2 separate regions of the Homo sapiens genome follow, and region 2 is linked to region 1. Evidence: chromatin contacts called from ENCODE Hi-C data. All regions are on one chromosome and are shown on one strand. Each heading gives the region's core, a stretch centred on a gene start or an enhancer-like site at or near the end of the contact. The rest is flanking DNA. Distances are from core to core; before and after follow the strand shown.

The links. A loop is a pair of places that touch in the nucleus more often than their neighbours do. Pooled maps may share reads with other maps.
Region 2: a pooled map shows a loop between it and region 1 (4-fold over the local background). The contact joins the promoter of THYN1 here to the promoter of STT3A-AS1 in region 1. A Hi-C loop is called at or near these places in 3 of 50 pooled maps.

The regions. Positions count from the first base shown.
Region 1 is chr11:125,591,152-125,595,036 of GRCh38, forward strand. It overlaps STT3A-AS1 (STT3A antisense RNA 1), which reads right to left and starts at 1,417. Exons shown (of 4, transcript NR_132372.1): 1 at 1,267-1,417. STT3A (STT3 oligosaccharyltransferase complex catalytic subunit A) reads left to right here and starts at 1,701. Exons shown (of 18, transcript NM_152713.5): 1 at 1,701-1,767. RefSeq lists enhancers at 686-855, 973-1,567.
Region 2 is chr11:134,251,116-134,255,271 of GRCh38, forward strand. THYN1 (thymocyte nuclear protein 1) reads right to left here and starts at 2,237. Exons shown (of 7, transcript NM_014174.3): 1 at 1,725-2,237; 2 at 15-193. The coding sequence starts at 1,767. ACAD8 (acyl-CoA dehydrogenase family member 8) reads left to right here and starts at 2,453. Exons shown (of 11, transcript NM_014384.3): 1 at 2,453-2,594. The coding sequence starts at 2,486. RefSeq lists an enhancer at 1,998-2,367.

The DNA of each region.
Region 1 (3,885 bases), core at 167-2,666:
AACAAAAGAAACTTGAACACAATCTTTCTAATTTTAATGCCCCCCTCCCCGCTTTTTTATTTTTAAAGAGAAAAAACTTCTTTTTGAGACGGAGTCCAGCTCTGTCGCCAGGCTGGAGTGCAGTGGCACGATCTCGGCTCACTGCAACCTCCGACTCCCTGGTTCAAGTGATTCTGTGTCAGCCTCCCGAGTAGCTGGGATTACAGGCACGCGCCACCACGCCCAGCTAATTTTTCTATTTTTAGTAGAGACGGGTTTCACCATGTTGGCCAGGATGGTCTCTACCTCCTGACCTCGTGATCCGCCCGCCTTGGCCTCCCAAAGTGCTGGGATTACAGGGGTGAGCCACCGCGCCCGACCAAAACTCGTATTTTGAAGAAGCATTTACTCCAAGTTCTGTAATTCCTTCAGGCTCAGCTTCAGTTTCCTTTTGTTAAAGTAAAATTACATCGAACACTTACTACTAAAAACAAAACCAAAAAAAAGCAGATCTATTGAATCATAACGTCCTGGGGCGAGCCTGGTCATGTGGATTTTGAAAAAAATGCATGTGATTCTGAAGCAGTGATTTAAATAATGACCTTTCAATAAGTGGTGGGTTCCGTTCATGGGAGAATAGGAAACTGCGTGAGTGGTAGAGGCAACAAGTTCGAAGAGCTGCGAGACGTTCCCACTCTCTCTGGTGTAGCCTTGGCTCACCGAGGCGCGCAGGGAGTGGAAGTGCCTGAGGATAAAGGTGTACACGTGCGAGTCTGAGATGATGGAATTGCTGCTCAAACTTCGTCCCCTTCTCTGCCCTCAGCAAACTTATTGGGGGTCGGGGAGCGCGTGGGGTGCGAGAGAAGAGAGGCAAGTTAGGATAGGGAGAGCGGCTCTCTGGCCGGTATTTTAACAAAGGGCTGAACTGACTAAGCATGGCCGGGCTGCCTCCCGGTCTCCCGAGGAAGCCCGCTTGCTGCTGGGGAGGGCTGTGCCTCCGCGGCGGTGGCTGTCTCAGCTGGCAGTAGAAATGCTTCCAGCTTAGCCCCGACAACCCCTTTAGGCCTAGGCACGCTCTTTCACAAAACCAGGGGCTGTGAACTCTGTCAAGGTTCCCAGGTCCATCGCAGTTACCAAGGCACAGTAAAAGCTCGAGTCAACTATCAGGCACATCCTGCAAAAGACGAACTGTCTGGACCAGTCCGCGTTTGAGTTTTAATTGAGAATAAATAGGTAGAAAATGCTTCCCTCCTCTCCTTTCACCTTGTATTAGGTAACAATTTCTACCTTAAAAAAGACGGGAGACGAGCGGCTCCGCATTCCGAGTTACTGGGACTTGGAGCAAGGGCCTATTTCAGCGTAGTTTCCGCTTCTTGTCACATGACGGGAGTCAGTGGGCCGCGCCTTCCCACTGCGACTCCCCGTGGGTCCGCAAACCGACACGTCACTCCTCGGCCCTCAACCAAACTGCTTGGGGCACGTTCTTTCCGCGCTCTTGACTCCTACGCGCCGGCCTATGACAGCTCGGCGGGAGCATACAGACCTGCCTCTAGACTGCTAAGTGATAGCTGTAATGACCAATTAAAAACTTGAATCGCGGCCCGGTTTACGCCTCCGGATTTGACAGACAGTTCCGAGACCCTATCGCTCTCCAGAAGCGTCCTATTGGCCTGGAGCCAGCCAACGGGGGAGCGGTCCGGGAGGCGGACCCGGCTCCTGCCAGGGTTGGGTGCGCCGCTGAACGGATGGCTGAGGGAGCCCCGCGGATCGTTTAGGAAAGCCGGCCAGGTGAGAAGGCCGTAGAACGTAACTTGAAAATCAGCGGCAGGTGCAGTCCATGGCGTTGATGGGGCTGAACGAAGTGCAGGAGGCAAAACTCTAAATGGGGGTGGAGAGCAGAGCTTAGGGCCTTGCAGAGGAGGGGGCGTGGGGCGTGGTGTGGGGGCTTCCTGGATGGAAGGATGCGAAGGTCTAGGGAGGGAGGGTAAGGTGGGTCTTGAGAACAGAGCGTGGGAAAGACTGGGTCCTGGGACTAGTTATGGAGGGGAAGGCGCGTAGGATGCTGGGGTGATGAGTGTCCCGCGCTGAGGGGTATCAGAGGTGGTCAGTTCTTTGAGGGTGGGAAGAAGAGGGAGGTGGGACCCGCTGGAACGACCGGAAGGGAGAAGAGAGTAAAAGATCGTGAGAGGGTGTGGAAACGTGTGTAGGAAAACGGGGCTGGGGAAATTGCAGTCTGGGAAACTAGAGGCAGGGTGGCAGGAGATGCCACAGCTTGCAGGGCACAGTTGAGGAGAGCAGGTTGGTAAGTGTTTTAAGAAAGGTGTCTTTGCTCTTATTTGCTTGGCGGTGTGCGAAAGTGACCAAAGAGCACGAGATGAAATCTCCCTTACGGCCCTGCCCTCAATGACTAGCTCGTTTACTCAAGTTTTCAAGTAGAGATCCTAGCAGTCTCATTTTGGTGTGTGGCTCGTATCAACGCAGTGGTGTTAAGTTTGTTCCTATTTCAGGCATTCCAGAAAACAGCTGCAAACCCTGAGAGATATGGCTGGATTGTTGACCTCCTGGAGTAGTTAGGCCTTTATTTTTAGTTGCAAAGTAAGCTTTCCCTTTGGGACTATACTTAAACACATTTCTAAACTGCTCTTCTGGGACAGTTAATTATGGAGAACATGCTTGACTTCTCAGTGTTGGGGCTAGCATTCTATATGCCTTCCACCTAGTCCAGTGTTGTTGTTGTTTTGTTTTTCTCCTTTATTCCAATAATAGTGGGAAAAAAGATTCATGGAGGAGGATAGACAAACGTTTGTTAAGGGATACACAAGTACAACTAGATAGGAATAAATTCTAGTGTTCTATAGGATAACTATTATTAGGAGTATAATTAACAACAAAAATACACAATTTGTTGTATATTTTCAGATAGCTAGAAGAGTGGATTTTGAATATTCCTAAGACAAAAAAAATAAGGTGATGAATCTACTAATTATTTCCCGACTTGATCATTACACATTATATACATGTACCAAAATGTCACACTGTACTCCATAAATATGTACAATTATGTGTCAGTCAAAAAGAATAAAAGCAAAACATCTTGAATGGTGTTGCATATCCTTTGTTATAGTCGTTATAACTTAGCTCTTGATCACCTTGTAATTTAAAAAAGTAGGTCTGGGCGTGGTAGCTCACGCCTGTAATCCCAGCACTTTGGGAGGCTGAGGTGGGCAGATCATGAGGTCAAGAGATCCAGACCACCCTGGCCAACATGGTGAAACCCCGTCTCTACTAAAAATACAAAAATTAGCTGGGCGTGGTGGCGCACACCTGTAGTCCCAGCTTCTCATGAGGCTGAGGCAGAAGAATCGCTTGAACCCAGGAGGTGGATGGAGGTTGCAGTGAGCCGAGATGGCACCACTGCACTCTAGCCTGGCGACAGAGCAAGACTCCGTCTCAAAAAAAAAAAAAAAAAAAAGATAGTAGTACTGTCTTATACAAGAATAACTAACCTATGGTAGATTAGTGCTATATTGCTATATAAATAATTCATATCTGTCATGTGATTTCCATTTTGAACTGCCTACAGATAGTGTCCCTCAACATTTTAATCTACTTTTTTTAATCCCCCGACTCTTCTGCTTCAGTAGGAAAAATTCGTTTTCTTTCCCTCTAGATTATCATCTGATGCCATCAAACTGTCTGTGTAATTTAATCAGTCTCTTAAATCAGCATTGTCAGTTACAGAGAAGCCTTGAGACAGATGATTGGAAGCGGGTATAGATCTGAGCAGTCGTTACAGTCTGATATATGGGATGAGAACACAGTGGATCTGTGTTTGGGTACCTCCACCTCTTTTTGAGTGCATGATTGTACCTGCATTAGTTATCAGGTATGCTGTTAGTTGACCCG
Region 2 (4,156 bases), core at 987-3,486, 8.7 Mb after region 1:
GTCAAGGGTCTCACCTTCACATCTACACCTTTCTCTAGGCGGCTCTCTGGCTCTGACTTCATCAGCCAGTGGCTGCTTAGATTCTTCAAACAGTTTTTAGTGGCTGAAGTCTTCTGAGGGTTGGAGTCCTCCACTTTAGCTAATGCCTCACCTGAGTTCTCAGTTTTGGTGCGTTTTCCTGATAGTCCCTTGTCTGCAATAGGAGAAGCAAAAAGAAAAGATCATGCTTGTTAAAGGCAATGTTTCATAATGGAAAAAGCTTAGCTTTGGAGTCAGACCTGGATTCAAATCATGGATCCATTACCAGCTGTAGGAACTTAATCTTACTGTTAAGAAGCTTTCCTTATCTATAAAAATTAGACAAGAATACCTACCTTACAGGGTATCTTCTGGATTATCTATTCAATAGGGTAAGAACACCTTACAGGGTTGTTCAGGATTAAAGGTCCGGACAGTAGTCAATACATGTTTTCCTTTCCTCACTCTCTCTTCTATGCCTTTGCATAGGAAAGAGGAAACTGAGCACCTACTTGCAACTATTTTGAAGCTTAAATGAGGTAATACAAAGGGCCTAGACAATGCCTGGCATTACAATAAGTGCATAATAAAAGCATTATTATTCTCATCTCATACGTCTTTCCTTCTTGCTCACTGTGGCTCCTGGCCCATCTCCTTTCTGCTCCTTGAAGGTGCCAATAAAAGTTGAAAGAAACAGTTCATTCAGGACATTGTAGAAAAATGGTGATGATTCGATTTCATCCCAAGACAATCAGAATGTGCCTGGAACACAGTAGGCATTCAGTAGCTAAGTTGTTAAATTACTATATGACAGGGCCCAAGGTCTATGTGTTACCCTAACCCTAACTCGGTTAATCTACATAACCTGTGAGATGTTCTACTCTTCATCTGGGAAGCATGCTCCAGATCACACATCCAGTAATGGTGGAATCAAGATATGAGGTCAGCACCTGTCACTGAGGTCTATCTGAAGCTACTTAATGACTATACTGCCTCTGAATTTAGTCAAAGTCCCTACATCAATTGTCATTAAATACCATTTATGGCTGTCTAATGCTCTGAACCCAGCATACCTTCCTAACCTAGTTTCCTAATGGCCCCTTAGGAGTTAACAGGCCCACTGCAAACACCACATATTGATAAATAACTGCAATGTGCTGTAGTATATCTGGAACCCCTGTCATTCCCAAAAGAGGTACTTTCTGTACCTTCCAATGTTCCTCCTCCTCCATCCACTTAGAATGCCATCCATCTTTGTGATTATAAAAACGACATCACGTTTTCTTAGTACTAAACTTTGCCCGTGGAAAGTCTCCCATTCTTCAAGGCTGGGCTCAAATTCCACATCCTTCTCGAGGCCTTCCCCGTGATTCCTCCCTCCATAAACTTAACAATCCATTTTCCTGAACCCCATCACATCTGTTTGCAGTTCACCCGCAAGCAGGCGCTTTATATTCTTTAGCACGCCACCTGGTATCTCAAAGAGTCTTTGTGCACAACAACCATTGCCTGAATAAACAAGAAAAAGGAACTGTAGGTAGGAGCTTGGTGAGACAAGTAAAGAAGATGGAGAGTGATTAAGGATAATGGAGTAAAAATATCACAAAGGGTTCTCAAAAAGCAGGGAGTGAAAAATGAGTACTAAACAGGCTCTTCGAGAAAAGTTTTTTCTTGGGCTGCCTTTGTGCAGCCTAGGGGCAGCTCACCTGAACCAGAAGTCCCAGCCAGCCTCTTCCGGGGTCTCGACATGGTCACGCTGCAGGGGACTTTAGTGCGGACGATTCTGGAATCAACGGAGATACAAGAAAGAATGCTAATGTCCTCCAAAACCCGCGCAGAGCGAGATGGAGGCAACGAGAGGCAGCCTAGAACGTCTCCAACTTTTGCGAAACACAGACGCCTACGTTTGAGCCCTCAAATCCTTCCCTCCGTTATCTGCGCCATTTCCATCTCGCATAACCTGCCCCTAAACTCTTCTCGGTTCTGTCCTTGGTCCTTCTCATCCAGGAACCCCTATCTCAGTATGTAGTTCACTGGGAAGTGGCTCCACAGAGACACTTTTGTTGGGTGAATATAAGTAAGCCTTGTGTTACCTTGTTATCCTTGCTAATTAGGATCAACTGAATGGATAATCTAGATGATGAAGTAATTTGCTGGCTACAGACCCAACACTCTGCAGACTCGACTGCGGTCCGCCTCCGCTGCGCCGCAGGCTGTGCAGCGCGACCCCCGCGGCGCTTGGTGGGCGGTGCATCTCTGCGGCGCCGAGGCCCCGAGGACTTCTGGGAATTGTAGTCCTGTCCCCTTGGGAGCCCGCCTGGCACCTGGGTTGTTAGGGCTCGTGGGAGGACTACAACCCCCAGGGTGCAGTGGGACAGGCGTTGCCGGGTCGCAGGTCCCGCCAGTGCGAGCGCAACGGAGGTCGAAGGCGTTCAGACTCTTAGCTGAACGCGGAGCTGCGGCGGCTATGCTGTGGAGCGGCTGCCGGCGTTTCGGGGCGCGCCTCGGCTGCCTGCCCGGCGGTCTCCGGGTCCTCGTCCAGACCGGCCACCGGAGCTTGACCTCCTGCATCGACCGTAAGGATCTCCTGGCGGGCAGTAGGACAGGTGTCCAGAACCCCGGCGGACATATGTCCGCGAGGGGCTGCAGTCTCCCCGTTCCATCCAGTCACCCCGGCGTCAGCTCCCCTTCCGGCCAGTCACCCCCCCGGCCTGGCTCCCTACTCCGGCCGGTCACCCCCGGCCTGGCTGCCCCCTCCGGTCGGTCACCACCATCCGGGTCCCCATCTGGCCCGTCACCCCTGCCCGGGTCCTCCTCCGGCCGGTCACCCCCGCCCCGGTCCTCCTCCGGCCGGTCACCCCCGCCCCGGTCCTCCTCCGGCCGGTCACCCCCCGCAGGTTCCCCTCCGGCCGGTCATCCCCCCGCAGGTTCCCCTCCGGCCCGGGTCCTCCTGCGGCCGGTCACCCTCGGATGCTTAGAGAAGTGAAGAAACTTGGGGCTTGGTTGTTGTTGGGTTGGTTGGTTTTTAATCATAACAGTAGGTCATAAAAGCAGTGAGAATATAAGAAGCTGGCTGGGTGCTGATGGTGACAACTGCACAAGAACTCCAGGTCATACAAGATTTGCTCACACACAAAGATTTGGTATCTTAACACCTCTGGCTATAAGACACTTTTAGTGTTGAAACTCATGCAGGAAAAATAATTATTATTGCCAGTGGGAAACTCTACCAGAGCTGACAAACTTGAGTGTCTTTAGGCTCTGAACAGTAATTTGAATGTAGCGAGGAGTGGTGGAGACCCGGCCAGTTTGTGACTTCTCTGCCAAGAATGTTTATAAACACTTTTTTCTTCTGAAATATTTTTAAATTTATTTTAAATAAATGGCAGTTTTCTTTACAACAGAATAAGTCCCTTAGATATCAGATCTATAAAGTACAGTAAGGCATAGAATACTGTTTTCTTCTGAATGTCCTAAAACTCATTCAAGAGGTGCTGCCCTGGCCTAGCGCTTAGAATTTGATAACCCAGATTACCCTGGTTGATACCGAAGCAGATAAGGAATTATTTAGAGGTGGGTTTTGTTATTGTTTGCATCTTGCTTACACTTGAGTGGCTCTGCAGTCAAAGGCTTTTCCCATTTCATTTGGAGTGTTTTTCTATTTAGCTTTACCTTTTTAGTGTATATGTATTGGCATCTTGAGCTCTGCTAGTAACTATGTATTGGCATCTTGAACTCTGCTAGTAACTGGCAAAGTTCATGAGTGGTGGTATTTGTTTTGTTTTTATACTGTATTTCCTTCTGGGAACTTGTGTTTACTTATGCATATGATTTGCATAAAACTATTTCCTTCCATTAGAATGCAACTCAGATTTATTTCTTAAGCCTGTGGTTCCTTGAACTATTTGTTTTAGGAAGTAGCCATTTACAGAAGAAGAAGATTTGTTAACATTTAATGAGCTCTTGCTAGGATTGAAATAGTCATCCTTTGTGTGAATGGATCTTATTTATTTATTTTTTTGAGATGGAGTCTCTTTCTGTTGCCCAGGCTGGAGTACAGTGGTGCGATCTCAACTCACCGCAACCTCTGCCCCACGGGTTCAAGCAATTCTTGTGCCTCAGCCTCCCAAGTAGCTGG